Linked DNA regions of Homo sapiens: all the other regions are linked to region 1. The links are chromatin loops, found by intact Hi-C in ENCODE. Cell type or tissue: A673. All regions are shown on one strand. Links, peaks and the distances in the headings refer to the core of each region. The heading gives the core; the rest is flanking DNA.

Region 1 (7,950 bases), core at 907-5,906:
TGTGTGGATTCCTTTATGGAAATAATGGTGAATTGTATCTCAGTTCTCCCTTTTCTCAGGTGGAAAGACAAAGATTTAGAATCAGAGCTGAGAAACTATATTTCATTTAGTCATGTAACTCTATTGGGGTAGTAAACATTTTTAATTTCTTTTTGTTGATCATAAGTCTCCTTGTCAGTTAATGTTTTTCAGATAAAAACTGAAAAACAATCCTTTGTTAATATCTTTTTAAAAACTTCCTTTGCTAGGTCTCATAGGAGCTAGATGGTTGCAGCCAATAGTTCTTAGATACTAGCAACATCACTGATAGAAAGCATAAGGTTATATGAATTATTATGGCCAGAAACCTGATCTGAGGAGGACTATGCAATTTTTTCTACTAAAAAAATCCTTATAGTGAGCATTTAAGCAGAAAACGCAAAAGACATTTGATTAAATATACAAAATAGTTTTATCTCACTGTATCTCCAGGCTATAGGAAAAAATGTATTGATATATAAAAAACAACTATGAGTAGAATGTCTGAATAACTTAACATGACCTAACCATCACCATTTTTATTTCATTCATCTACATGTTCCTTTGACTGGTTATTTATTAAACATTCAACCATTCTCCTGCCTCTTGTTTATTGGTGGCAGTGAGTTGAAAAGGACCAAATTCACACTGTCTTACCTTCTACATGAGCATCTTCTGCAATTCATCTTCCTCAATTTTCCTGAATTCACCTTTCTTCCATCTTATATAGAAAGTCTCTACCACAAAATTAGTGCTTTAAGTAATTGTCTTTTAACTTTTTGGTACATGCTACTTTAAATATTTATCTGAACTAGCATGCAATGTTAGAGGGAAGGAACTATATGCTGTGAGCTTTCTGTATGCATTAATAACTGAACCCCTCAAAGATTTACATAGTAACTGCCTGTATGGAGAGACTGACTCAATGCTGCACCCTAATACTTTTCTAGGTTGTCACTTGCTGCTGCTGCTGCTCCAAACAGCTGGATAGTGCCCCTGCCACTTGCATTGACAGAGGATCCCAAGGATTTTTTTTCCTGTGGTAGTACAAGTGCTGGGTTGTTAGTGTTTTCCACGGCAAAATTGATTAGAATCAATATGATGGTTTCTAAAACTTTCCTGTAGGTCCCTTTGCCATAGAGATATTATATCAGCCTTCAAACCAATATATTTTGCCATTTGAACTTTTAAAAATATAATACATTTGAAGTACATCATTTCCTATTTGAAAACATGCAACTTTTCATAATGAACAAATCAGAATTATACCATCTTAATCTAATTTTATGAGTTCAGTGAAAGAAAAAGATGGTACTGTCATTTTGAGAGGGAAGTATTTTAAATTATTTAAAATTTTTATTTATATTTAATTATCTTATAAACATATCAAGACCTCTGTCATATCTAGAATTAGTTTAAACTGAAAAGAGCAGCAATATTTATCTTGTATCCTCAAATCTTAAATTGGTGATTCATTTCATTCTTATGCATTTCTGTTTCTATCAACTTAGATGTCATATCGATAAATAAAAGCAGTCATTGATCACAGTGAATTAGCCTTCACATGAGAAAAATTAACCCATGACAAAATATTATAAATAATATCAGAGGAGGAGCTCAGTTATATCATAAGTTTTAGTTCAACAAAGATTTGGGTGAGTGTTGGTTTGGAAACTAAGGTAGAAAGGATAGAGAAGGTCCAAGCCCAGGAGCCTGAGAAAGCACTCAACATAGAATATCACAGGTCTGTAGCATACTCATTACATTTATATTTGTGAGGAAGGAGTTAAAACAGCCAGCCTGTGATCCACTGACTTATACCAGGGGATGCCTCCAGTCCTTTTCAATGGGACTCTGGGTAAATAATAATATGTTCTAGGAGAATGAAACCTTGTCTCTGAAATGTCCTTAGCAAAATGTCCCTGGATAAGGATTACTAAGAGTAAGTAGAAGCCAAACATGGCTCTTGGGGAATTTCACGTGGTCTCTACAGCTCTCTGGAGGTAGAGATGTTTTGTAGTTGAAATGCTCCCGCTGTATGAGGAAACCCTGGACCTCACTTAGAGACCTCATCTATTCTGAACCAGATGGGCATGTCTAATGTGGGTAAGAAGGACCTGGGAGCCCCTCTCAATATCCCAGACCTCTCTCTGGTCCCTTTAAGATTTTAAAAAGTGCCTATATTCTTGTAATAATTTATTAAGTCTTGACAATGGGTAAGATCTCTGCCTCACATAAGTCTTACTTGATAATCTAATCCTTTGCGTTAGTCCAACAATCAGTTATTACCATTATCTAAATCAATGGGTCTCAGATACACTATGCATATACCTTGGATGGGAAGCTTGTAAAATGTAGATTTCTGGGCCATCTCATAGATATATGGATTCAATAGGACACTGTACTTATTTGTGGATGTAGAATTGTGTATATAAAAAAATGATTTGGAACTGTCTCTAAACCAATCTTTTGCTGGCACAGTTCTACACCTTTCTGTTGCATTTAAGTATCTTCAGTATATTGACTTATTTCTTGAATTCATTGTTTTTGCCTATTTTTAATGCATTTGCATAACACACAAAAGCTAGATTCGTGTGGGAAATACTAAAAGTAAATGATATCATCTTCTTTCATATGGAAACAGTTTATTTTTTTCTCTTCATAAAAGAGTTGAGAGTTTGGTTATTCAGAATTTTGTAGAACTTTTTCCAAACCATTTGATTGCTTTGCTTTTTAATATAACATGTCTAAAAGTTTAGCATTTACCTTTGGATGGATATGTTCAACATATAATTGAACACACAATTGTAAAGCACCTTTTAAAGATGCGTGCTAGATTTTTATTCTGTTTCTTTCATATACATTTAGTCCTAATGAAACCCACTGTTTATTTTAGCAATGATTTTAGCTATGTTCAAAGAGACAAAAGGGGGCCACAAAGTTAAAAGATTGTAGGGAGGTGGGTAGGGATGGAGGAAGAAGTGGAAGGAATTTCTAGCAAGTCTCCTATAAATACACAGCATTATTTCAAACAGAGAAATATTTGACAATTATAACCCTACCTTCTTAAAGAGATATGTAATTCTTATATTACTAAGTACAACCTATAACAAATTAGATTACAGAAGCAGTGTATTCTGCAAACATACAATTCTCTGGCCACATTCTTGTTCTTATGTTCCAGTTTTTAGTTTTTCTTGTAATGAAGTGCATTTGTTCACTCTGTTACTTTTTCTACCATAAAACATTTTACATCAAAAAAGTAGCCTTCAAATTAATGATTAGTAAAGAGAGACAATTACATTTAGCTAAGTATTGAAAAAGTTAAAGGGTTTTAAATCTATTTAGCCCTAGCAAAGCCCAACTTCCTGGTTCAAGTTAAAAAACAAAACAAAACAAAACACACATACAGCTCCTTCGTTGTTAACTGCTTTTTACAAAACACCATCTTGATGAATTAAGAGTAAATGAATGAGAACTATATATGGATAAATTTCGTTTGAAATACACTCAGGATTAAAAAGTTTAAGAAAAATTGCTTTTCGCTAATATGGTTTTGCAGTTTTAGCTGGAATGAAAATGTTTGAAAAATAGAAGTGTTTTGTTGAACCCAAACCTCACAGGTACCAAGTTTTCCAATCCATAAGCCTGAAATGATGATGGTGAAACCTCAGGAAGGTGAAGGTAATGGTCTCATTCTAGGAGGAAGTCAGAGAGAGTATCTCCTTGATCATTTTCAGGGAGTATTCAAATTAGGTTTCATTCTAGAGTTCAGACTTACAAATCTGGCCTGTTACTGTGCGGTATAGCATAGAGATCAAGAGTACAAGTTCTACCCCAGTGTTTCTCAACCTTTTATTCATTATTTTCTTCCTAAGGAGCATTTCAGACACTTTTTTAAATGAAATTTTATTGCTACAAATATATTGTATATCTGTTTATGTGCTGCTTATGTATCTGCGCTCCATAAATTAAAGAGTAGAATTTTTTTGTACCCCCTAGATCCAAATTTTGTCCTCTTGAGGGCAATATTGCCTGCTTTGAGAATGTGTATTCTAGAGCAGTGGTTCTCATCCAAGGGGCATTTTAATCCCTCAGGGGAAATTGGCAATGCCTGAAGGCATTTTTTGTTGTCACAACTGGAAGGAAGAATGGTAGAAGTGGTGCTACTGGCAACTAGAGGGAGAGGCCACGTACACTGATAAACAGCCTACACTGTACAAAACAGCCTCCCACAATAAAAATTATCTGGTCTAAAATGTTTATAGTGCTGAGGTGGAAAAATCCCACTTTACAGCCAGACTGCTTGAGTTTAAATCTGAGATGTACCACTTACTCACTGAGTAACCTTCGGTATGCTTCTGTAAAATGGTAGAATCAATAGTACTGACTGTATAGGGCTAATACGTGGATTAAATGAGTTAATACATACAAAATACTTAGCACAGTGCCTGGCGCATGGAGAATGGTCAATAAAACTTAGCTATTTGTATTTCAAATCCCATTATACTGAAAATAGCAAGTTCTCAGACCAAATTGCAAAATGTGTAAACATCACAAAATCCTTCCTGAAATTTGCACATATATCTATTTATTTTCCTGAAGCATATATAACTGATTTATTCCTATTCCAACTTAAAGTCAGAAGACGTTTTTGTAGTGACTAGTAAACTATTAAATTTGGCAGATTAGTGATTATATGAACAAATATAATGGGAAAGAATCAAGGCTGCTACTGTAGACAAATGCATTTTCATTACACCATGAAAATAAAAAAAAAGACTTGAATGTAACAGCATAATAAATACTTTACTTGGGCGTCAGTAGACAATCAGGAAGTGCCACTTTTAACAGTCAATATATCCTGGTGGCACTTCAGGAAATGCTATTTTTATGAGAATTTTCAGGTTCATAGCACAGTGAAATATGAATTAGTGACTTTGATGTACTTGTGTTACAAATATTTTTGCCGAATACTAGCTGCAGTCTCAGAGTTACTTGCTACTTATTTCCTTTCTATAAGGAGTGCAGTTTTTGCACAGACAATGGGGAGGATGTATATATGAATTTGCCTTGCAGGACATATAACAAAGCATGGCTTATTACAAAAAAATGAAGATCATCCTCATTTCCTTCTTTTCATTTTATAAAGCAAAAATAAAAGGGGGTGTGGGAGAATCTTATTTGCTTTCATCTCCATCCCTTCAGCAAGTCCTACTGACTTGACATTTCCTAACCTGAGCTGGTTTTCCAGGTCATCGGTTCAATTTCTCACTGTTTTCCCAGTCTTTGGTGTGTATTACAAAAATAGGCTGAAATCATCCATGGAAGATTGTTGTTGCTAGGTCTTCTATATTTTTCCTCACCTCCTTTAGCCTTCTACAATCTCAACAAAACTTTCAGAGAGAGAAAGGGGTACTATGAAAGTCTAGCTGAGGAAAGACATGAGTCAGAATTAGAAAGCATGGTCTTTGGAGAAACACTGCCTGGATTTGAGTTCTGGCTCTGCCACTTACTAGTTGTGTTCTTGTTACCTGGTGAAGATAAATGACCTAACATCAGAGAACTTGCATTAGAGCTGCATCTGGGACATGAATGTGTTCGTGGTAGAATGTTAGCTGTTGATTATTTGCTCACCATGGCTACAACTGAATCCCCGCTGCAGTGAAAACAGTGGTTCAAGGGTTTAGTAGGCTCAGAAAGATCGCATGCATCCTTCCTTAAAATACTACCTTCCCATTGTTATGGGAAGTCTTATTTTTTGTTGCAGAGGAATTTCCTAACAGTGTTAACTTTTGTTAAATGGTGAACTTCAAGATTTCATCAGCAATGAAAATCAATTCCAACCAGAAATAAAGGCTGGCAACCTAGTTCTTAGACATTACTAAAAAGCATCCATGTAAACATTTCAGTGGTTGATGTAGTTGCATAAAGTCCCTGAAGGCTATATACCCTTCAAATGCCCTCATCTTACGAATGAAAAGTTTCTTTATTTGGGTGCTGTTGGTTCCCAGCAGTCTTTTGTGCTACTGCTGCACTGTCAGCATAAGAAGGGAAGTCACAGGAGGAGGGAAGGACATTCTTTGTCTGGGAGCTAGATCTGTAAAAAGAGTTTTAATCTCACCAACATAAAAGTTCTGTCCTCTCTCATTGCTATGATTTCTACTCTAGAATCACGACCTTGTTGCATGAACTTCTAGAAATGTCTAGACATGAACATAACATTTTATCAAATACCTAAGAAGGTTGTTTTTCTCCCCACTTCTAGGAATTTCCAAGTGAAAGGGCCAGAGAACCACTGCCATTCCTGTATAAATCAGACCTCTTTTAAACAGTAAATTATTAGGAAAGGGACAGTGGTGGTGGTGGGGGCGGGGTGGGGGGGGGCGCTATATTTAGAGGGTGCCATACGTTTGGTTTTATAGCAGTGTCTTGAGAAGTATTTGACTCATGTTAAGAGCATTTGTTACTGGAAAGGGGTTCGATCCAGACTCCAGGAAAGGGTTCTTGGATCTCACATAAGAAAGAATTTGGGGCAAATCCACAGAGTAAAGTGAAAGCAAGCTTGTTAAGAAAGTAAAGGAATAAAGAATGGCTAGTGCATAGACAGAGCAGCAGCTTGAGCTGCCCGACTAAGGATACTTATTTTTACTTCTTGATTATATGTTAAACAAGGGGTGGATTATTCATGAGTTATCCAGGAAAGGTGTGGGCAGTTCCTGGAACTGAGGGCTTCTTCCCCTTTTACACTCTATAGGGTAACTTCTTGATGTTGCCATGGCATCTGTAAACTGTTTTGGTGCTGGTGGAAGTGTCTTTTAGCATCCTAATGCATTATAATTAGCATAGAAAGAACAGTGAGGGTGACGAGAGGTCACTCTTGTTACCATCTTGGTTTTGCTGGGTTTTGGCTGTCTTCTTTACTGCAACCTGTTTTATCAGCAAGGTATTTATGACCTGTATCTTGGGCCAACCTCCTATCCATCCTATGACTTCAAATGCCTAACCTCCCGGGAATGCAGTCCAGTAAGTTTCAGCCTCATTTTACCCAGCCCTTATTTAAGATGAATTTTCTCTGGTTCAAATGTCTCTGACACATTGATCACCATTTATAATCTAGAGTCCTGCTTCAGCCACTAATAGTACACCATTTTGGCAAAACCATCAATCTCTTTGTACCACAATTTTCCTCAGATGCTAATAAAAACCGGATTGAGAGAGGGAAGAATATAGGTGTAGCCAAGGCTTACCTCACAAGTCTTTATGAGAATCAAAATGGGATAAATACAAGTGCTCTACAAGTCATGCGTTTTATGCAAATGTTATAAGGGATTAAGTTTCAGGAGAGTTTTGGTTCACACAGACTTGCTTTTTTTTCCCCTCTTTAACCCAACAGATTTTCTAATCTCATTTAACCTATGCCCCTTTTTGACCTGTAGCTCTTTGAAGGCTGACATTTTATATTGTGTTAAGAATCCCAGAGAACAGTGTAGAAACGGAATGAATGTTGCCTATACATCTAATTTTCTAGAAGGTGTAAGAAGGAAGTTCCATTATGACTCTCTCTAGAATTCACCCAATAGAAGTAGGAAAACAATGGGAAGTGACATATTATTTAAAATCATGATTGCAGCCATTTTATATGTGAAGAAATGGAAGAAGATACTTATCAAACAAGACCTATTTTAGTAACCAAGAATTTCTAATTCTGTGATGTTCCTGTGAACCATGCTTTCTGCAATAGATCTTAAGTTTATCTTTTGCCCACATCAATAAAAATAACTACCTTTTTGCCTTGCTTCTATGATGCTATTTTATTCTTAGGTTATCTGTGTAGGAGATAACATTTCATTCAAGGAAAACTTGAGCTGAAAGGCAAAGAGAAGAATTTCACAGCTAGGAATTTTAGGTTAACAGACCTTTTCTTGTGCT
Region 2 (7,950 bases), core at 1,497-6,496, 150 kb before region 1:
AGCTATCCCAGGTAAATTGTGTCTAGTTCATCTACACGCAGAAGATAATTCTTTAAATAATATTAATTTAGCTTTATAAAAAATGGGTTCTCATTCATATTTCATTTTTGTATACATTAGATTTTTTCCTCCATATGCTATTAATAGCTTTTAGGAACTATCTTTTTTAAATGAGTCATAAGTTATTGACTATCAAGATGCATAGTGAAAAGAGAAGCATTTCTTGTTTTTGTTATTCTGATTACTTGATTCTGGTTACTTGTTTCTGAATTTTATGCTTTGTAGGAGTGGTTGGCAGTTTTGCCTTATTATTGCTTTGGAAAATTTATATGGGTGTGTTTTTCCAAAGCAATAATGTTACAGTCATTTGTCACGACAATGAATAAAGTCTGTTTTGCCATAACAAGTGTTTCTCTAATGCAAATTGATTAATATGACTCATAAATAAGGAATGATGTTATTTTGACATAGAAGGCACATTGGCTTATATGTAATTTTTCCCCAGCAGATAACTGCTTAGGTTTTGCCAAGCAACAGCAGCTGAACCTCAAATATACATTTCAGCCTGCTTAGCAGCTGTCAAGGTCGTGGTACTGGATTCACCTCCAGTCTTCCTCATGGTTCAGTGAGGCTGGGTGCTCTTAGAAATACATTTTGCCCTCATCTCCAGAACTTTGCAGCTTTAGTCATTCCCTATTGTCCTCCCTTGTTCTACCTTTCTTTTTCCTCTCCCAAAGATAAAGTCCTATATTCAATAATTTTTTTTTTTTTAGGATTTAACATGTTTCTTTTTTAACTATGCTTGAATATTTTTAAGATGCTATTATTTATGGTAGTACTCTGAATAAAAAGTTTCAGAAGTTTTGATGGATCGCCCTCAACCCTATTTTTCTCTGGAACACTATTGTGTTCAGTGTCAGATATTTTAGAACATAATTCTTTTTGGAGTATATATATTACATTAGCAGAAACATCTCATATATATGATATATACGTGATACACTATATATATACATATTATATATACATATTTTATATATATACATATATACATATTTTATATATATACATATATACATATTTTATATATATACATATTATATATGTATATACACACACACACACACACACACACACACACACATACCATTAAATGTTAAATGTTCCTATTAAGTTTGTTAATAGTCTAGGTAATATCTATAACCTATCTTTCCCCTCATTCCCAATTATGCTGTTAGCTTCTCATGTCCAGCTCAAACACATATATATCTCTGTGTGTGTGTGTATGTGTGCGTGTACACATACGCTCACACTCTATATATGAGATGAAATCATAGTTAACTACCTATTGTTCTTGGAAAAAACTGAAATCATCTTAAATTTTTATGAAGACACAGAGACTGAGGTGCTAAGAGATCTGTTGGGGGTGAAATGGGCATGCCTTTCTTTAGACTGTACCCCTAAAGAAGGGGAGGAATGCTTGTCCTAAAATATAGACATTTAAAGTGGAATGTTGGTATCCTCCAAGTGGAAGTTTAAGGCTGAATGAGATTTAGGGAAACACGCTGTGAACTATTTAATGGCCTTGTATGCCATGCTTTATTTGTATTATGCTTTTTTCTTTTTACTGTATTTAAGAGAATTATAAATAATAAGCAAATAAGGTATATTCAAAAGAAAACCATTAAAGATTCAAGATTTGTATTGTGGTAAATGATACAATTTATGAAATGTGATAAGATCTAGCTTTCTGCATTGGTTTTATTTTATACCATATTAATAATGCTATATGATTTATTACTATTTGCTGATTTGTTCTTTTAGTTCTAACTTCTATTGCTATATGGTGTGTCTCTTGTTAACATTGTATAGAGATATCGCTTAAGTATCTTTAAATATGTGAATTACTGATCTATTACACTTTCACACTTTTCATGTGCTTTCCTATGCTTCCACTCCCTCCCACTTTTTTCTGTGTATGGTTACTGTTGGGGCTCAGGAAATGATACCACAAAGTAAAGGCCTCAGAAGCAGCCTTAGAGGCCAAGTTTTCCTCTGACCTTGTCCTGCCCTCCTGTCTCTCTTCCTTCATTCTCCCCTGAGGCTAGCCATAGATACTAGAATTCCTCTTCACCAGTGTCAGTCATAGAAACCAGAACCCCTTCCCCCCAAAGCCAGCCGTAAATCTAAAAATATTTCTGTAACTTTCGCCTACCTTTCTTTGTAAGAACTGGCCATAAAGAAATTCTCTGAACTACATGGTTTGATAGAGGTTATAAAACCCCTATTTCAGAAGGGGTCCTGCCCTAAACCCAGGAGGAAAAAAATGCTCCACAGAAAGGCCAAGAAAAATCCAGCCTTGCTAAGTTTCTGCACTGTCTATTAGCATTAGCTCATACCCTTTCGTCACATTTCTACACACTGTCCATGCTTCATTGAACCTAAAGCATAAAAATGGATAGTTTACTTTAGGTCTCTGGGTCTTCAAGTCTGAATGCTCTCATGTCATGTAAAACTTTGATTAAATAAATCTATGGTGCTCTTTCTTGTTAAAGTGTTTTGGTATAGCAACGTGTGCCATGATTCAAATCTCATTTTGAATTTTAATCCCCATAATCCTCAGGTGTTAAGGGAAGAACGTGGTGGGAGGTAGGTGGATCATGGGAACAATTTCCGCCATGTTGTTTTTGTGATAGTGAGTGAGTTTCACAAGATCTGATGGTTTTATAAGTGTTTGACAGTTCCTCCTTCATGCACTCTCTCTTGCCTGTCACCATGTAAGATACGCTTGCTTCCCCTTCTGCCATGATTGTTTCCTGAGGCCTCCCCAGCCATGCAGAAGTGTGAGTCAATTAAACTTTTCCTTATAAATTACCCAGTCTCGGGCAGTTCTTTATAGAAGTGTGAGAACAGACTAATATAACCACTCCACACCTGCGTTACAGTAACAGCTATTTTCTCTAGTAGTTTAGAAAGTTTGCTCCTAAACAAGCTTATGGCAGTTACCATTAAATGTTAAATGTATCTATTAAGTTTATTAATACTCTTGCACTCATTGTCTCTCCTGCCACCCTGTGAAGAGGTGCCTTCTGCCATGATTGCAAGTTTCCTGAGGCCTCCGCAGCTATGTGGAACTGTGAGTCAATTAAACCTCTTTTCTTTATAAATTACTCAGTCTTGGATACTTCTTCATAGCAGTGTGAGAATGAGCTAATACAGGGTTCAATCTAATTGGTGACCATTGACCTTTTTATACCTGAATATCTATAGATTTATCTAGGTTTGGAAAGTTATCTGGTATTAATTCTTTGATTTAGCTTTTTACACCTTTACTTTTCCAGCTTTCTCTTCCTGACTATATGCTCTTCTAATGTTGTCTCATGGATCCCATAAACCTTCTTTATTACTTTTTATTCTCTTTTCTTCTCTATGTATTTTCAAATAGCCTGACTTCAAGCTCATTGATTCTTTTGTCTGCTGTTGATGCTCTCTATTGTACTTTTCATTTCATTTCATCCATTATGTATTTCAACTCCACAATTTCTGTTTTTGTTTTATTTCAATCTCTTTGTTAATTTTATCTGAAAAATTCATGAATTGTTTCTTTGAGTTTTACTGAAGTTCATTGAGCTTCCTTAAAACAGCTATTTTATTTGAGAGATCTCTATCACTTTGGATTAGTCACTGGTGCTTTATTTTTTTCATTTGGTGAGGTCATAGTCCCTGGATATTTCTGATGTTTGCAGACATGTGAGAATGTCTGCACATTGAAGGATTAGGTATTTATTCCATTCTTTACAGTCTGGCTTTGTTTATATCAGTCCTTATTCAGAGGCTTTCCAGAGATTCCAAGCAGATCTCTGAGCCTGTAATAACTGTGTTTTCTGAGCATGTGATAACTGCAGTTGTCTTAGCACTAGAGGGTGCTCTAATCCCAGGCTTGCTGTGAGTCTTGTGAGAGCTCCAAGGTTGATGTGGCTCTCTGGCCTGAATGTACCTAGGGAAGACCCAAAGAGCGTACTGGGGCTGTGTGGAAAAGCTGGTCATGGAGCTGCCCCCAGAAGAGTGTCCTGTTGGCCCAGACACATGTGCCTCCCAGCAGGCCCTATGCAGGTGATAGATCCCTGACTGCAGCAGAGGGGATGGAGTTGAGACTGCACCCCCTCAGGATCTTGTGTGGGATGGAGGCTGGTGAGCCCATCTTGTTGGTTCAAATGGGTATTTGTCTCCCAGCAGGACCCTGCACAAGTAGGGGTATTTCCTTGACTGTAACAGGAGGGTCCAAAGCTGAGACTAGGACCCCTCAAGACCTGCTATGTGATGGCTGCTGGCAAGCCTGTCTCATTGACTCAGACAAGCGTGTGTTTCCCAGTAAATTTCTATACAGGAGGGGTCGTTTCTCAACTAGCATAAGTGGAGCCAGAATTGAGACTAGGCCACCTCAAAATCTGCTGTGGGATGGAGGTTGGAGAGCCCAGTTTCATTGGCTCAGAGGCGCATGTTTCTCCCAGCAGGTTCTTAAACAGATGGTACAGTTATCCAACTGCTGTGGGAGGGCCAAAGCTGAGACTGGGCTTCCTTGGGATATTCTGTGAGATGACAGTGGTGAGCCAATATTGTTGGCTTAGATGGGTGTGGGTATGAATTTTCCAGCATGCTTGTGCACAGATAGGATTGTTTCCCCACTGCAGCAGGAAGGACTGGAACTAAGACAAGGCATGCTCAAGATCTGTTATGGGACAGATGTTGGCAAGCCCATCATGGAGGCTCAGACTCTTGAGCTGAGAGATATGGTCATATTTCCCTCTAGGTCCTTATATTAGCAGTTCTGAGCTGGGACCTCAGCTGAGGGGGTTGGGGTCAAGCTACAGGGGAACTTTCACATTCACTGCTGACCCTGATGTCAGTGGACAGATAAGCCTCTCCACAAGGTACTAGTGTGTGCAGTTTCTCCTGGACAGCTTGGCTGATGGTTTTGTTGCATGCTGAAGGCCATATGGGGCTGTAGCCAAGCCCTTTGGGAAATGAGGCTGTTTTCAGACTTGAACCAAGGAGCGTAATTGGTAGATCAGCCAACTGGGTGTCAGTCTGCATTCTCAAAATGACACTTTTAGATCTTGGGCTCCACTAAGATTTCACAACTTCCAATCTGAATCCTAAGGCTCCAGCAGAGAGACCTTTGTCTGTGGATAAGTGCAAAAGTTTTGTTGTTGTTTGGGGATGTGAGAGGGTTACCTCCTATTCTGCCATTTTGCAGATGTCTACTCCTAATTTTATTTTTTTCTAATTTTTCACTCTGTTTTTCAGGGCAAATAAGTTGAGAATGTTTTATTCTCTTCTGATTTCTGAAAGGGTTTGTGAAAGATCTGTGTACTATGTAAATGTTTGATAGAATTCAGACAGTCTACCTGGATCAGGACTTAACTTGAAGGAAAGTTTATATTACAAATTCAGTTTCCCTCATAGATGTGGATCTGTTCAAAGTTTCTATGTCCTATTTGTCAGTTTTGATAATTAGTGTCTTTCAACAAATCTGTTTATTTTATTTAAGTTGTCAAACTTATTGGCATACATTTGTTCACAATATCTGTTAACCTTTAAATGTCTATAATATCTGTAGTGATGTCCTCTCTTTTATTCCTGTTATGAATAAGTAAATTCAGACCACTTGATGTTGTTCCAGAGCTCATGAAATCTCTGTTAATTTTCTCCAGTTCACCTTTTATTCTATGTGCCTCAGTTTGGATAGTTTCTATTGCAACATCTCCAAATTAACTGACATTTTCTTCTGAAATGTCTAATCTCCTATTAATTCTATCCAGTATGTTTTTTGAGTACTACTTTTTTTTTTTTTAGCTCTAGTGGTTCTTTCTGTTTTTTTTTTAATATTTCTTTTTCCGTCTCATTATGTTTATCTTTTTCTTTAAGTCCTTGAAACTACTTCTAAAAATTGTTTACTTTCATTATATTTGGGTGTATTTCTAGTGACTGATATTTTTCTTCTGTTTAAAATGAGTCCTATTTTCTTCACATGTCTGATAGTTTTTGGTCAAATGCTAGACATTATAAATACTATATTGTTGATGATATGGATATTTTTCTCTTTTAAAGAGCTAGATGTTTCTTGTTTGTTTGGAAGGCAGTTACATTACATTACTTACAGGTCCATCTAATTTTCAAAGCTTATTTTTTAGCTCTGTTAGGAAGGTTCTATAGCAGTCTGTACATTAGATCTAGTTTAGCCCTACTAAGATTTTCTTTTTGGAGTCTTTACTAAATGCACTGGGATTTAATTAAGTAGTTTTCATTTTGGTCAGAATTGAAACAACTTCCAGTCCTGTTTCAGCAACTCCCAGTGGTTGTTACTTCCCTGGTAGTTCCTTGTTCAAACTCATGGAGTCTCTCTCCTTATTCATGCTCAGCTTAGTGTTCAGCCAAAGCCTCAACTCTATGCATAGTTCTGTATTTCTTTATTTCTTTGTATATCTCTTTTCTGGCACTCTGCCTTTTAAATTCCAGCCGTGTTGACTTCCCCAAACTCTGATTTCTGTGTCTTCTGCTACATGAGACATGTTCTGCCTGGGCTTTGCATTTTTGCACTGTAGTCTAGAAAGTGCTTACAAACAGGAAGCCAGGGCAGTATTAGGACTCACGCTTCTCTCTCCTCTTTTAGACGTGTGGTGCTTGTTTGATGCCTATAAACTGTTGTTTCATGTTTAGTCCAGTTTTCTAATCATTTTCTATGAAGAAAATTCAGTAACAGTTACTGCATAATGGCTACAGGTAAAAATTAAAATTATCTTTTCAAAAATATGTACTTCTAATAATATTGAAATGTTTAATATCTAAGGGGGAATAAAACAGCTTAAGAAACAATATATTCCTCAACTAGCATAAGTAGGACTAACAATTTATTTGTATATTCACAAAAAGGAGAATATTCTATATATTTTGATATCTTTTCTATGAATATACACACTTGCCTCTTTTCTATGAATATATAAATAAATATACATTTATTAATGCACATTTATAATATACTTATATATTTATAAAACACATACTTTATATATAGATAATACATAAATATATATTATATTAATTATATATATATTAGTTAATATATTAATACTATATATGTTATATATAATTAATGATTGTTGGAATTGGTGGTAATATTTTTGTCTTTAGTTTATTTTGTAAATTTTCAATAATCAATATGCATTTATTTTTCAATTAGAAAGATATTTAAAAAGGCCCACGTAATAAAGAAGATAGTATAATGATAGTCAATGTCTGTCTTTGTATACCATTCACTTTTAATAAGTCCCATTAATGTGCCATTAAATTATTAAATAAATGTTTGCTGGACACGGTGGTGTACACCTTTAGTCCAAGCTACACAGGAGCCCGAGGTGGCAGGATCACTTCAGCCCAGGAGTTTGTGACCAGCCTTGGCAACACAGCGAGACTCTGTCTCTAGAAACAACAACAACAAACAAAACAAAACAATAAGTGCTTATTAATTTAAATTGTTGAGCTTAGATCAGTTTTTAATATGATAATGAGAAATTTCATGTAGAAATTTTCATGTTAAAACACACAAAAATTAGGCTTATTGATAATTTAAGATTTAATGATCATAGAATTTAGATTTGAAAGAAACTTCAAAGGATTATTTAGTTCAATCCCTGTAAGTAACTTATATCTAATTTGGTAAAGTGATTTGATGGAGGTCTGATAGCTAGTTAATGGCAGAATCAGAGAGATTTCCATTGTAGGATTTTTTGATACTAAACCATGCTGCTTCCCTCTTCTTTGAAATCGTCTGGAGGTGGTTTACAGGTTAATAGATGATTATAAAATTGAACATTTAAGTATTCAATAGAACGAAGACTATAAAGGAAGCAGGAGTAGATGCTACTGTTATCTAAGATTATGTAACTGGGC
Region 3 (7,950 bases), core at 1,550-6,549, 150 kb after region 1:
GGAAGGATGTCTTGCCCAGTCTTTTGCGGATGCTTGAAGTTTCTATAATACAGAGAGAAACTTTTAATTCCACAAACTCAGATGAAGTTATAAGGCTAATGTTTCTAAGAGGGAGTATACTATAGTGATTTGAATTTAGCAGGGTTGTAATAACTTGTACCAGATTGTGTCTTAATCAACCAGCAAATATTTATTGACCATCTACTATGTGCCATTTATTGACCATCTACTAGTTTTATGATAAAACTGAAGCTCAAAGGTTGTATGCATCTTCTCTGATGTCTCACTAGAATCCTCCAAGCTAAATGGTTTATTCATTTTTGGGGGCTATCACTGTGCTACCACATACTTCTGAAACCCACAGGAATGTTGCTTTCATTGTCACCTATCTTCCCCCACTGGATTGCATACTCCACACGAGAGCTGAGGCTAGCTTGGTCTCATTCATCTTGGTAACGTTCGAGTATATCAGAATCTTGGCACGCAATTGACATTTAATTCATGCTTATTAAATGAATTAATAAGACTGAATAAGATATTAATGCTACTCTATGGCACTTGACAGGTAGGACAGGAAATAAGACATGAGTGCAGAACAGTTATTGAGAGATTAGTTGCTTTAAGTTTATCATGTATAGTGGTGAGTTAGGGAGAAGAGACAGAAAAATAAATGAGATCAAGAAGTCCCCAAAAGACGCTGCCTTGTTTCTGCCAATTTTGTGTGCCAATCCTACACTCACGTTGAAAACAATTAGTTATCCATTACATTACCTTTAGATGTTCCATAGCAATTATAGTTACTCATTTATTTACTAGAAGTTTGCTTACATTTAATTGATTTATTTGAAGAACCCAAAGTAATGACATGTAGCAGAAATCATGCCTCTCTTTCTCTTTCTCTTTAGGCACATCCTGCATCTAGGTTTGAAATGAAAAGAAGTGAGCTTAGATAGGCAATTCCTATTTCCTCTAGAAAACATGATCGTTGACATGAATTTAAGCAGACAGCATGAATCAAAGATTAACAAGTCAGTTCAGTTCTGGCTCTGCAGTTTAATGGGCTTGAGGTCTTAGACCACATGCTTACTCTCTCTAAACCTCAGTTATCTCATCTCTGAAGTGGAGATAATAATGCCTACCCTGTTTATCTTTTAAAGCTGTGATGTGTAAGAAAATGCTTTACATACTATGAGCTACTATATAAATGCAAGGGACTCTTGCTATTATTATGGTCATGATTGCTCTGGTAATCATGACGATAGCACTGAATACAAATCTAAAGGGCACATCCACATAATTAAAGTGTCTTACCTCAGGAACAGCTCTAGACATTCACGTCTGTGAAACAGCATCTGATCAGTCCTTAAACTCATCAGACAACGTATACATTGATGGACCCTGAAGAATTACTGGCACATTAATTTGCTTGCCTGGAAACATCTGGATTCTCTAAAATTAGATTCCTGATGAAAGATCCCTGAAGTGTTGCCAGATTTCTGTTTAGATAATTTTATTCAGTTCAACAAACATGAATCGAATGCCTATTTAGGCCAGAAATTGTTGTAGGTAATAGAGACTTAAAGATTGGTGATCATGGCTCCTGCCTTCAAAGAGCTCACAGTTTGTGGGCAGAGACAGATACATAATTAGATGTCCACAGAATATAAAATGGAGTTATGTGTAATTATTACATAAATTACAGTGGTACTACAGGAAGTAGACTAAAGCAAAATCAGAGACTATCTTGATGGAAAGGATGCCTGAATTGAACATTAAAGCATAAGTGGAAGTTACAAAGGCAAAGTGAGTGCAAAGTGAGGGTAATTCCAAGCAGAGGGAACAACATGAGCAAAGGATCTAAAACTGGGAAAAAAATATGTGGCTATGTTGCTGGATCAGAAACCAAACTGAAAGATGTAGAGGGAGCTAAGGCTGAAGACTGGAGAAGAGAAAAACCAGTTCCTGGAAGGGCTTGTGGGTCATGTTTTTAACTGTGACAGATAGATACCACCAAAGGGTATGAAACAGATAAGAGACATTGTGAGATACAGATTTTAAATAAAATGCACTGGGTATTGCATTGATTGAAAGATAATAAAACTGGAAGCAGGGACATTTGGTTAGGGTAGCAATTTGGAGAGATGAGCCAAGGAAACAGTAATTAAGATAGGCAGCAATACTTTTGAGAAATATACAAACACACACACACACACACACACACACACACACACAGAGTGTGCAGGAAGAGACAGGACTTGACAGCTGCTTCAATGTGGCGTTGAAAAATACAAAAGTGTCAAGACAGAGCCAGGCATAGTGGCTCACACTGATAATTCTGCTTACTCTGGAGACTGAGGTAGGAGGATCGCTGGAGGCCAGAAGTTTGAGGCTGCAGTGAGAAATAATGACACCACTGCACTTCAGCCTGGGTAGCAGAGCGAAACACCATCTGAAATACAAACATTAAAAAATGCAAAATTAAAAAAAGAAAGATGCCACGATAGATTACCCAAGCACCGTACTGGTGTAATAGATATCTCAGTCTATGAAATTAAAAATTATGATATATTACTTAATTTTTATAAGCTATCTAATTTCTGACTCCAGAACAAATTCCACTAGACTGCTGGGAAAAAAATACCTGAACTCCCAAGCCCCAATCCTTACTGACATTTCTCTAGTTAGGATTTCACTATGATATTAAGGTCTTAATGCCAAGGAGTTGGGGATGGCCCATTTGGTTGTTGGCTGTGAGTCCATGCCTGTAGCTGCTGAGACAGCTGTCATCCTGGCCTATGTGGCCTTTACAAGTCCCTTAGTTCTCTCTGATGCCTCAGTGCCAAGCATGGTTGGTGGGCAAATCTTGGGAGAGAGGGCATATGTTCTCTTCGCCCAGAAGCAGTGTGAAGCCATTTTCTCCTTTTGCTGTACTTTCCTAGGAAATGGAGGGGAGGTACCTTCAGCCCCGGCAGGAAACCACAGGTCTCTCATCATTGCCTTCTTCTCTTAATCTGAGGGGAGATAATTCTCTGAGGAAAATCCTTTTCCTTTCAGGTCTCTCTGTTTTTGTGTGTTTACATCGCAATGTTTCTTCTCCTCTCTGGAGTTTAGTTTGGGCATAGAAAATACATCAAGGCAATTCCTTGCTTTTTAAAATTATCTGCCCTCTACTTCCACATGAAAAGGGTCTTTGTCTTCTTGCCATTTTACCTTTGGCAGCCGGCATCCAGAATACTCTGATACATGCTAAGAGCACACACACAAATATTTGTTTATTAAATAAATGAATATAAGGGTAAGTTATGAGCTGACATGACATATTTTAGGAGGAAAAAAGCTACCATTTTGGAATTCTCTCAGCAGTGCTATATACTGAAAGAGTAAATGAGTGAATTAATTAGAAAATGAATACAGCCATGGCTGCTTACTTTTGTTTTCTGTTCTCTGCCACATTCCTTCCCTGAGGCATTCAGCACAGAGCTGATTTCATGCTGAAAGAGAAGGAAGAGAAAGGAAAGAAAAATATTCAGAGAGGAAAAATATTAATTAAAATATTAATATAATCCAGTCAGTTTACTTATTTCAAGTCATCATCTAACACCAATCAAAATGCTTCTTACTACCTAAATTGAGTATTTTTATTGAAATGTAAAGTTTATTTCAATGATATTCAAAATATGAATTAGAGAATTGAGAGTGAGAACAGATTCTTATACAGAGTTGCAAATTTACTCATACTTAATCACACTAAGAAAAGTATTTTTTAAATTTTGTCTATGACTAATAAGATCTTACTCTCAGACCTCAGGTCCCCTACTGCTTGCTGTGATAATTTTTCCTTCCTTCCTTCCTTCCTTCCTTCCTTCCTTCTTCCTTCCTTCCTTCCTTCCTTCCTTCCTTCCTTCTTCCTTCCTTCCTTCCTTCCTCCCTCCCTCCCTTCCTTCCTTGGAAGGAACTACCAACCCTATGCAAAGTCATTTAAACATGGTGGCAAAGTTTGTGCAAGTAGAGAACGTCAGATACAAAACAAAGCAAAACAGAAACAAAACACCAAAAAATATAAATTAAGATTGTGAACTTTCAGGGCCTAGGGATAGGGGAAGGAAAATCAAGGAGCACAAGTGTTCAAAATCTGGATTGTAACTCCCTCTGTCTAGACTGGGACTGGGAGAGGAGGTACTAGAGGACTACCTTTGCCCTTGGTGTTTCCCCACTTATGTAATATACCATCTCTTCTCTGGGTTCTCTTACTATCTCATTATTGGGTAGTGCTTGGCTGCTGTAATAGGCATGGAGACATGGAGGGATATACTCCATCCATGTTAGTGGTAGTTTAGTCCTTATTATGTGAAAGAGAAAGAGGGTAGGGAGGAAGGACATATTTGGATAATTTTATCTCAAGACATTAGCCTGTCTTGTAATGCTATTACATTCCTCCACCTCCTTTTTGCATTTTAGAAACTAATTTTCTTTTTCTTTTTATTATCTTCGCTTTTAAATCACCCCCCTATCCTGTAGGCTCCTGGACCCCAACTTGCCTCAATAGACTCAGGCAAATATATATTTTCAAAATATTTTTGTATTATGCCAATATTAGAATAATTTTGAAAAAACTTAACTGTCTATTATATAATCGAGTATCAACAGTTAAGTGCCAAATATCATGCTATGGATGTTATGTGCATTTTTTCACAATATCAAATACATGCTATACATTTTATTTCCATTTTTACCTATGAAATGTATATTATTGGTTTACAGAGATAGAAATGAATGCTTAGAGAGATTAAATAATTTGCCCCAAATAATACCCCTCATAAATGGCTTTGTTGAGATTTAGACTCAGGGGATTCCTACTCAAAAGCCCATGAATTTTTCAGTACATTTTGTTGTTCACTGCCAATTCTTAACTCCATGAGAAAAATTCAGGCGCTTATAGGAATGTGTGAATCATAATTAAAAGAACACACACTCAGGGGCAGGAGACTCAGTTTCAAATTCTGCCATTTTGCAATTTTCTGTCAATAGTGTGGTAATAAGAAACAGCAAGTGCTCTTATATCCCGATTTTGTCTTTTATTAACTGTGTAAACTTGGGCAAACTCTTCTCATTTCTAAGTCTCCAACTTTTTATTTGTTCAAAAGAGAGGTTAGCATTAGGACAGCTGTGATGAGTAAGTGTGATAATACATTGCAAGCAACCTAGCACAAACCTTGGCATACAAAAAGTAAAAATAAAAATAAAACACTCAGTAAATGTAGACACCTCATCTATCCAAGAGAATTTTGATAATTTGTGAAGCATTCATTATGCTCTATATGGACCATTAGGTTATTTGATAAATGTATGAGTTTTAACACAAGTGCTACAATGTAACTATAATAAAAGCCCAAGAAATAAATGTTCATACAATGAAGTCTTTTTCTTTTTCATTTTTCTAAGAAACTGGCTCCTCATTTCTATGTTGCAGAAATGAAACAATAATTTATTATTTAAATCACTTCTTGGGGCACACATCTGATCTGGAATTCTGTACCTACTTTTTATTTATTTATTTATTTATTTTGAGATGAAGTCTTGCTCTGTGGCCCAGGCTGGAGTGCAGTGGCTCAATCTCAGCTTGCTGCAACCTCTGCCTCCCAGGTTCAAGCGATTCTTCTGCCTCAGCCTCCTGAGTAGCTGGGACTACAAGCATGCACCACAATGCCTGACTAACTTTTGTATTTTTAGTAGACATGGGGTTTCCCTATGCTGGCCAGGCTGGTTTCAAACTCCTGACCTCAGGTGATCCACCCGCCTCAGCCTCCCAAAGTACTGGGATTACAGGCATGAGCCGCTGCGCCTGGCCGTACCTACATTTTTATTACGTTAACTGGCACATAAGAAATGTACTATTTTGGGGGGTATAGTGTGATATTTTGATACATGTGTACATTGTCTAATGATCAAATCATGGTAATTAGCAAATCCATTGCCTAAAAAATTTATGATTTATTTGTGTTGGAAGCATTCACAATTCTCCCATCTAGACATTTGAAAATATACGATAAAATGTTGTTAACTTTAGTCACCTCACAGTGCTGTAGAACACTATAACTTATTCTTCCTGTTTACGCTGTAATTTTGTACCTGTCAACCAACCTCTCCCTATCTCCTCTCCCTCCTACCCTTTCCAGCCTCTAGTAAATGCAATGCTATACTCCACTTTTATTAGATCAACTTTTTTAGCTTCCATATATGAGGGAAAACATGCAGTATTGATCTTTCTGTGCTTGACTTATTTCACTTAACATAATATCCTTTAGATTCATTCATGTTGCCTTGAATGATTTGATTTAATTTTTTATGGCTAAATGGTGTTCCATTGTATATACATTGTATACTACATATAATATAATGTAGTATATATATGCAATGTGTATATATGTTCATTTTGTGTCTGTATATATATACACACATATATATGTATATATAAATTAGTATTTCATTGTGTATTGTCTTTATTCATTCATCTGTTGAGGACACTTAGATTGATTCCATATCTTGGCTATAGTGAATCGTGCTGCAACAAACATGAGAGTGTAAATATCTCTTCTACATACTGATATCCTTTCCTTTGGATATATACCCAGTAGTAGATTGTTGGATCACATGGTAATTCCATTTTTAGGTTTTTAAGAAACATACACATTGTTTTCCATAGCAAATGTACCAATTTACATTCCCATCAACAGCATATAAGGGTTCCGCTTTATAGGCATCCTTACCAGCATTTGTTATTTTTTGTCTAACTGGAGTGGGAGGAGATCTCAGTGTGGTTTTGATTTGCATTTCCCTGATGATTAGTGATACTGAACTTTTTTTCATATACTATTGGTCATTTGTATGTCTTCTTTTGAAAAATATCTATTTAAATCATTTGCCTTTTTAATTAATAATTGAATGGCTTGGGTTTTTACGCTGTTGAGATATTTTAGTTTCTTGTATAACATTTTAACAACAGTAATTTATAGCTTTCTCAAGTAGCTGGGAGCCCTGGAAAGATGGTAGGGGGAATCTGAAGCCACCTTCTGAGTTAAGCAACTGTCCTCACAGTCCAGGGCACTCAGCCAGAAGCCCTGAGCCAAGCATACAACATTCCATCTGCTGTACTAACCAAAGGTAAATGACCCTCAAACCCCAAGGGAGTGATTCAGCTTCAAGAAGGAGACCTCACCTTTTACAGGACAGTCAGGCTTGAGAGTTGCTTTGCTTAAGTGATTGAAGAAGAAAAAAAAAATCTGAGATCTAGTTAATGAAATGTATTGAGGTCATTTCCACCATTCACTGATGGAGCTCAGAAACAGAAAGTGTCAGGAGGGCTATAATTAGGAGAGAGAGTTAAAAATTTAACAGCATTCCAGATTTCAGTTACACCTGTCATCGTTTTTAACCACCCTTTCTTCCCATTTGCACTTTATTGGGCCTACTGTCTTCCCTTCTCCTTTTCAGGATTTGAGAGAAATAGGCAAAGAAAAATATTAAAGAAAAGAAAGGTGATATTTTGAAAAGATATTTGGGAGAAGCCAGTTTCAGGGATAGGTTCAGTTCTGTGCCTGTCTTTCTTTTGACTATAATTCATGTTAGCCCTCTCTGACTGAGGAGTGTGAAGTCATTTGGCTCCTGCATGTGTGTTCCTCAGTGAACGCACCTAGGGGTGTCCCCTTGTTCCTTGAGAGCACTTGTACAGAGAAAGCAGACTTGATACAACCTTCTAGAAAGTCTAGTATACAATGAGGCACCATAATTATCTTTAGGGATTTCATGTGTAGATTATTTCCCCTACTTTTGTTTTAAATAGACTTTAATTTTTAGAGCAGTTTTAGGTTCACAGCAAAATTGAGTAGAAAGTAGTTTCCATATACCCCTCTCCCTACATGTGCACAGCCTGTTCCACTATCAATAGCCCAC
Region 4 (7,950 bases), core at 1,435-6,434, 420 kb after region 1:
TTAACAAAGCTGAACATTCACACAAGGCAATGTACCACATAATTCAAAATGCCAGTGCAAAAATGTTAGTTAGTCAATAAAGATTCAATGCTTGTCTGTAATAATTAGTCATAGTTTCTGCACTTAGAAGGAAAGCTCTCCCCAGGAGTTGAGAATTAGAGTGGAAGTGGAGATTTTGAGTATAAGAAAAGTGAATTTCACTCATGTTGCAGGGTTACACTGCTGTGATGGAAGGCTTTCATTTTTCAAGTAGGAAACATGGAAATTACAGTAACTATGGCCAATTCATATTGGCCTAGAGAACACTTTATTTTTCTCTGGGCCCGAATTTCTCAACAGGTGCCACTATTGATATTTTGGACCAGATAATTCTTTGTCCTGAGGAAATTTGCTGTGCATTGGAGGATTTTTATCAGCATTATTGACCTCTCCCCAGTAGATGCCAATAGTATCCCCTCCCACTATGGTGATATCCATATATTGCCGAATGTTCCCTTGAGAACAAAATCTGCTTAGACTATTTGTCTAGGCAATTTTGCTTTCTTCATTTATCTTTATGCAAAATTAGTTTGATTGGTTATTTGCATTCACATTAATAGGAATTTTGCACAGAGAAAGTTTATGTAATAAGTTAAGAATAGCTCTACAATGCAAATGTTTCTGCAGGATATAAAAATAAGAATCGCAATGGTACATTCATCTCTTGAAATATTTGCTACACAACACATGTTGAATGTTGAAAGATGTTGAATGTAGGCTCTTATTTTGTGCCTTATTTGAAAATTTGCAGTGCAAATAAGGTAAATAGATGCAAAATGTTTGCCTTTGGGTATGAAAAAGTTTTCTTGTGTATTATAGTTAAATATGGTAATAGGTTTTTAGAGGTAACTTTCTGTGGCAGTGAACAAAACAAGACCCTACTATGATGATTCTACATGGAGCTGATTTTAACAGAAGAGTAGCCTTCATTGTGCCTTTCCATAAATGTTGGCTTTATCCATGTATTAAAGCACAGATTTCTTGGGAGACCACAAACATTGAGAGTGAAAGATAAAATCTGAAGAGAACCTGGGAAATCATCATTAAATTGAGCTGATAATCATGATAATCATGTCTAAAATATGGACTGTTAACTTTTTTTAAACTAAGATGAGATGGCAGAGAAGCTATTAACTTAATATGCCTCTCTCTCTCTCTCTCTCTGTGTGTGTGTGTGTGTGTGTGTGTGTGTGTGTGTTTTGGTGGAAATAAATTGATAAGAAAGGAAAAAATAATAGTCACATGGAAGCTTAGGAGGCAAGTCAATAACAGAGAAATATCTAGGTAGTATGAAATCTTCAGCTTTACACAATAGAAAAAAGTATATTATATGGAATTGATCCATTATTGTTTCAAAAATGGTGAAAGTTGTTAAACCAGTAACTTTTAGCTTAGTTTATCTGTTAAAAAAAAGCTACATGAACAATTCAAGATTTAGTAAATGTTGAAGATTTCCCTTCAGTATGAATTTATAAATATCTAATGAGTGTGTGTGTTTGTGTATATGGCTTCCTCATTGAGCACCTGGAATGACTTAGCTAATTTGCCCTTCATTCTTTATGACTTTCATGGATAATTTCCCAAAGCTCCTAAGGATTATTTATTTATTTATTTATTTATTTACTTATTTTTGGGACTGGTTCTCGCTCTGTTGCCCAGGCTGGAGTGCAGTGCCGTGATTATGGCTCATTGCAGCCTCAACCTCCCCCACTCAGGCAATCCTCCTACCTCAGCCTCCATTGTAGGTGGAACCATAGGTGTGTGCCACCACATCCAGCTATTTTTTAAAAAAATTATTTGCAGAGATGAAATCCTCCTGTATTGTTCAGGCTGGTCTTGGTATCCTGAACTCAAGTGATCCTCCCAGTTTGGCCTCCAAAAGTGTTGGCATTACAGGCATGAGCCACCTCACCTCACCAGGTCACTTACTTTAAAATTTTCTACTAGGTGATGTGAAGGCCCCCAAATTTAAATATACCAATATTTCTCTTTTATTATATTTTTAAAATTTGAGGTTTTAATAAGCTATCTAGATCCATGAATATTAAAATAGATTTTTCTTTTGTAGACCCAGCATTGTTCACTGAGGATAGATGTGGGATCAGTTCCTTTCAGGTATTAATTGTAATGTTGCTAAACATATTACCATGAATCTGTAGTATCAAAATTCAGATATTAAACTTGGGAGGATTTATAGTCCAACTTGTAGTAACTAAATAATAAAATGGTGGCATGATTATAGTTCAATTTTTTTCTTTATGAAGAGCTTAGGGTAACAATGCTTTGTTCCTGTATGTTGCACTTTTAAATTACAGTAAAGTGTTTCCCTGAAAACAAATAATATGGCATGCAATAAAGGGGAAAAGTGGATATGAGAACTTATCCTTGCCAGTATATTTGAAATGTGACTAAACATTTTTACAGTGAATATGTTCATATTGAAAAGAAATTACAATTTCCTTTAACCAAGTACTGGGTCACTATTTCTTCCAACTTAGTTATTGAAGAAACACTCAGCTACCATAGATTTGCTAGGCCGAAGTTTCTCAAACTTTAGCTGTGTCAGCATTACTTGGGGGGTTAATTGGAATGCATATTGCTGGGCTTGATGATCAGAGTTTCTGAGAACTTGTGTTCCTAACAAGTTCTCCGGCGATGCAGTAGTATAGAGAGGCATTGTTCTGGAGACATGCTTAATTTTAGGTACAACTTATTTTGACTTGAGAACTTTCTCTTTATTAAAATAGCAAAGGCGGTGTAGATGAAAATAAATAAATTGTATTCATTTGGGTTTTCTCATTTGCAACAGACCACATCAGCATTACCACTGGAAAGAATGACTTAGGAGAGTGGTTGTTTTAATGAGAGATTCTTTACATGCCATTGAAAGACAGGAAACCTTAAAAGAAAAACAAAACTGATAATCAACTCCTAAATGGGGATTTGAATTAGCTAAAATCTTTTTTTTTTCAAATGCCTACTACAAAGTCAAAGTTCATTCTCCTAGACTAGCAAATACTTTTTTATCAATATTTGTTTATATTTTCCCATAATTATCCTTATTTCACCTGCCACAAAAGAATTAATCATTTTATGTCCTCAGTCTTCAGCCCTCCCTAAAGTACCCAATAGCTCTTGTCCTTCTATAAGTCATCACCTACGTGTACTTTAAGACCCCGCTAATTCAATAATTTTATTTAAACGTTGATAGGATTCTATTAAATTTAAGGTATATTATTAATTAAACTAGAGGACATCTGCTGTAGTGAATAAATTATCCATGATTTAAAAGCAAAATTCAAAGGTAGACAAGGCCACCTGCGGCCATAGAGGCTGTGTAACTTCAGAAAGAACACTTATGAGTTAATGATAGGAATGGCACTCTCTGGAATTGTACAATCCAGTGTGCCTTAGTCAGATATAATAGGTCAGGTTTAGCAAGACAGGCATAAAGTTCTAGCCTTAACTTCAAAATTCCATAGAATGTGGGAGACATGAAATAAGAATGGCACATGGGACTTTTGGCTATTAGTTGACCATGAATAGCTCAGTGTGATTCAATAGTGATATGTAACTGCCCTCAAAAACTATGAAAAGCTTAGAGTTTCAGCAGAGGATGGTGTATCTGTTATGAGTGAGATGAGAAGTCTCTCTCTTCATGGCTGGTAGAATGAATCCAGAATTGTCAACTTCACATAAGTCTCAGAATATCCTCAACCCTGCCTGTTTTAGGTGAAACTAATGCACCAATTATTTCATTCATTTACAGAGAAACTTAAGCTAATATGTACATTCAGTACAATAAGTAATACAGACCCCTCAACAGAAAAAAAAAAACACCAGAAATTATCAAACTGAATTTCTTCAATTAATTTCAATTTAATTTGTGTGGACAAATATGTATTGGTTTTGACAATAAAATATGTCAAAATACTGTAGTGTTTAAAATTCCCATATGGAAATATGGCACCATGATTGTAGCTTCTGAATGAAAAACAGAGTTTTCAGTAATTTGTACTCTTCTGACTACATAGCATGGGAAGTTGAGAAAGAAATTCTTCTAGGTTGAATACTGGAAAAATCATCATCTGTTTCCTCTACTCAGTCACTAGTATACAAAGAAGGACTTAAGCAGATTTGCTGATTAATTTATCGGTATCTAAACATTTTGTTTTCTCTTAATTCAGTGGATGAGCTATAGTACTGGAACATTTATAGCTAAACTTTGTTATTTGGTTATTGTCCTTATAAAACCAACTTTTGCTGATAAAACATATTAACACTTATGGATGCTTTATAAATCCAATAATACAGCTTTGAGAGCATTTACTCTGTTTCCCACAAATTTTAATAAGCCTGGCTCAGCTTTTTCGACTGAAGCAAATGCACAGACCTCTACACTTCAACATGAAGACCTCCAGTTCACAATGTGCATATCCAAAGCACTGATACTAATGCTGTATCCAGAGATTTCAATGGGGAGGGTAATCTGTAATAACAAAATTGTATCCCTTCCTTCCTGCAATTACCTCACTATCCTCACAGCCTTGACATCTGGAAACCCACTGCTACTGTAGCAGCTGTGACTCCTCTCCTAGCAGGAAGTTAACTACACATTCCAAAGAGCACCAATTGTTTTGATATTTTCTGGCAGCTCAAAAAGCTTGGATATTGGTGAACACATTATTTTGTGGCAACCACATTTTGGAATTATACACAAATGTACAACATGTCACAATCTGAACAACTTACAGGTGTTAATGTTGTCTTTCTCTTAATGATATCATATTCCAAATTTAATCATTTTAAATATAGAGTAGTATGTTAGAGAATTAAACCTCATTCTGCTCATACTCACTTCTGCCATCATTTTCTCAAATGATCAACACGGAAGAAGACTTACCCAAAAATATGCTCCTATTTAAATCATTGGAAGAGAATTAATTAATTTGAGTTAGAAAGTAAGTATTGTGAGAATCATCCTGCTCTGTATTTGCCCACGTAGCACCTCTGTTAGCAGAGATTTTCAGATACTTATTAATTTTCTAGAAATCGAGACCTCCAAAAGAAGAGCAGAAATATTAAATGTTGGGCAAATCTAACTGCATTTTAGTGTCACCAAATGCCTAAAATTATTTTGTGTTTTTGAGCTGATAAATCTATATATTTTTTATTCAGATTTCTCTTATTCTTTAAAAATAATCAAAGGGATGACTGCTGGATTGATTTACTGCAAATTTATCTTTGAAATGGCTACAAATAATTGTTATTCTCATTTTAAGAGCATTAGTGTCTTTTGTTCATCAAATTAAGAATGAAATGGATTTTAGTACTGCCCTACAATTACTTTGGTAATCAAAATGATTGCCAATGATCTCCAAGAAACTAAACTGTCTTGCTACAGAACAGATTGAGGATTGTTTTGATTCACAGGAAAGCTCTGCAAAAATATGATTAATTATGATTTTGATTTAGTTTATAATTTTATTTTTTATTTCCGTTTTCCCTCTTCCCTACATTCTTTTAAAATATGGCAAAGTTTTCCATTGTATATTTTTATTTGACCTAATTTCCAATTAAATTTAATATTTCTCCTTGCTTAATTATTTCTTCTGGAATTTTACACTCATAGTGATTAAATCTCAATCTCCTCTCTCTTATTCTCTTTCTTTTTTTATTCTCTTTTTCTATCACACACAATTTAATAGTTCATCTTAAGTGATTTCTGATGCCTTGTATTCAGTGACTCTAATTTCTAATATCCTCTTCTTGTTAAAAATATTTTTGCAATGTATTTATAATATCTTTCTATTACACTGATTCTGTGTTATGTTTAAGCGTTTGATCACTTTTATTCAAATGTTCCTATGATAACCAGAAGATACTGTGCATTCTCATATTATTTTAATGCTCCAATGTATACTGCAGGCTTAAATAACCATAAAAGTAATGTTTGTTTAGAAAGTGACTGGTTTGTTTACCTTCACTGCTGCAGAAAATCTCACTAGGCAATTTGCCTGGGGCTGATACTTGTAACCATTAGCAATTATGGATTCTAGAAAGACGTTGATAGGAAGTTTTTAAAAAGCTATTTCAAAATCGGACACAAAAAATACAACACATTTTCTAGGATTGTTTTTCTTGCCATTCATGCTGCTTGCCTTTCTTATCTTAACTAAAATTCACTTTTCATCAGCCTGCAATGAGTCACAAAAAATGCTGTATCAATCTTGGGTTGTTCCTGGACATTCATAGTCAGATAAATTATTTTCAGAATCAGCAAAGCAGAATTATTTTTATAAAATGGTGTCTTTACACATCATTGATGTTTTGCAGAGGTCTGGACAAAACGCCAGTGATGTACTTTTAATTGCCAAGGGATCCACTTACACAAAGGAGACATGGGCACACCATTCTACCGTCAGGGCACTCATCATTTGACTTATGTATTGGACTTTAGGGGAAACACAAAGAGGATGCCTGGGACACTGTTCTCATCCTCTAAAGTCTTTACTAATAATATGTCAAAGTTGAGTAATAATACACACTAAGTAAAAGCTTTTCAACAGAAGCATCTCCATTAATCTCCACTTTGGGCCAGACAGCAAACTGAGCCTCTGTTTCTATTAAATACAAACTGATCTGAAATATTTAGAACAAAGAAAGCACATCCTTTCAGCTAAAAGTTATAGATATCCTTTGCTACATGACAAATGGTTAAAATTATCAAATATTTATAACAATATGATTGAAGAGTTCAGTTACAGGCTTTGATTTTGACTGTTTGCTTGTTGATGAGTGTTGTGCAGAAATGCCCAATATGTTTGAATTGCTTCACTTTGAGCATGATTTGTGCCAGAAATAGTGCTGATTAAGCTGTTTTTTTTTTCCTTTTTCTTACACATTTAAAAATCACTCTTTATTTTCCAAAGACCTCTTGGTCAGAAACTTGCATTCAAGAATTTTGCTATGCCATAATATAATAAAATGTATCAAGGCAGAAAATAAAATAAGCAGATGATTTATGCATAAGACGTTTTGCCTTTAAGCTATTCAAACCTGACTTTAGTGAAGTTTATTATCAAAAGTTTCTCACCTGATAACATAAATTTTGACAGAATGGAAATGTTAGTTTTAGCCAATAAACATACAGCCTTTAATCATCCCAAAATTTTCACCTAGGAAAGAAACTGGAAATAGTTCTTAAGTCTAATTAGAATGGAGAGATAAGTAACATTTTTAATACTAGATTTAATCTTGGCAAAAATATCTGTATCTCTAACTCAAACTCACTATCTACTTTTTAAAAATAATATTGCTCATCTTTTAATATAAAGGAGAATCACCATATAAGCCATTAAGACCTAAAATACACTGGGTGCTGGAAGCTATCATTGACATACTGTCATTCAAAAATTACATATGTATTTGGCATAAATGTAATAGTTCATGTACAATGAGCCATCAAGACTATGTGCAAATCCCAAGAACTACTTCCTTTTTCTAGTTTTCTTAAAGAAATAAGACATAATGAATCTATTACGAGAATCTCCCACAGTGTAGCTTCCCCTTAATAATGTAGTATATACATTTAAAATTACAATGTAATGCTTAAAAATTGTTAACATTTTACAATTTTTTAAATTTAGAGACTTGATCTGGAGAGCATTGGGTGTGATTCTGCAAATCATGCAGCATATATTTTATTACAGACTTAGCTGCTGAGGTTTCTTACAGAGGTCAAATGTGTGTGTTTATGTTCTGCTTAGTCTTATGACAAAATATATCACTATTGCTTAAAAAGAAAAACATATAAAGAAGAGAACTACAATGTTCTTAACTCCTAGCCTACAAATGCCACTAAGCTGTCCACATCAAGACATTTGAAGTTAGCGTCTCATCATTTTAAAC

Evidence for each region. A loop is a pair of places that touch in the nucleus more often than their neighbours do. Peaks named below come from ENCODE experiments on the same cell type or tissue, not always from the same donor. Only the 100,000 strongest peaks of a DNase experiment are listed, where the experiment ranks them.
Region 2: it touches region 1 in a loop (6-fold over the local background); 1 of 110 quality-filtered maps calls a loop at or near these places.
Region 3: a loop joins it to region 1, with 16 times the contacts of the local background. A loop is called at or near these places in 1 of 110 quality-filtered maps.
Region 4: it touches region 1 in a loop (5-fold over the local background); 1 of 110 quality-filtered maps calls a loop at or near these places.

The regions. Positions count from the first base shown.
Region 1 is chr1:199,309,769-199,317,718 of GRCh38, reverse strand. All of the region lies in intron 3 of LINC02789 (long intergenic non-protein coding RNA 2789), which reads right to left. Among named protein-coding and RNA genes, the nearest start is that of LINC02789, 170 kb to the right of the region's middle. In A673, for the core only: a CTCF peak has its summit at 4,023 (motif pointing right); DNase peaks (open chromatin) are centred at 4,128, 4,498, 4,908 and 5,538; H3K27ac peaks cover 3,564 bases.
Region 2 is chr1:199,459,693-199,467,642 of GRCh38, reverse strand. It overlaps LOC105371680 (a long non-coding RNA gene), which reads right to left. Exons shown (of 5, transcript XR_922402.2): 5 at 7,209-7,479. Among named protein-coding and RNA genes, the nearest start is that of LINC02789, 320 kb to the right of the region's middle. In A673, for the core only: a CTCF peak has its summit at 3,897 (motif pointing right); a DNase peak (open chromatin) is centred at 3,932; H3K27ac peaks cover 1,753 bases.
Region 3 is chr1:199,156,964-199,164,913 of GRCh38, reverse strand. LINC02789 (long intergenic non-protein coding RNA 2789) reads right to left here. Exons shown (of 4, transcript NR_147896.1): 2 at 3,429-3,491; 3 at 2,344-2,449. The region is part of intron 1 of LOC107985243 (a long non-coding RNA gene); the gene reads left to right. Among named protein-coding and RNA genes, the nearest start is that of LINC02789, 12 kb to the right of the region's middle. In A673, for the core only: no CTCF peak of the experiment used is centred there; DNase peaks (open chromatin) are centred at 2,923, 3,443, 4,093 and 4,923; H3K27ac peaks cover 5,000 bases.
Region 4 is chr1:198,888,891-198,896,840 of GRCh38, reverse strand. All of the region lies in intron 2 of MIR181A1HG (MIR181A1 host gene), which reads left to right. Among named protein-coding and RNA genes, the nearest start is that of MIR181A1, 34 kb to the right of the region's middle. In A673, for the core only: no CTCF peak of the experiment used is centred there; a DNase peak (open chromatin) is centred at 4,550; H3K4me3 peaks cover 1,046 bases; H3K27ac peaks cover 4,466 bases.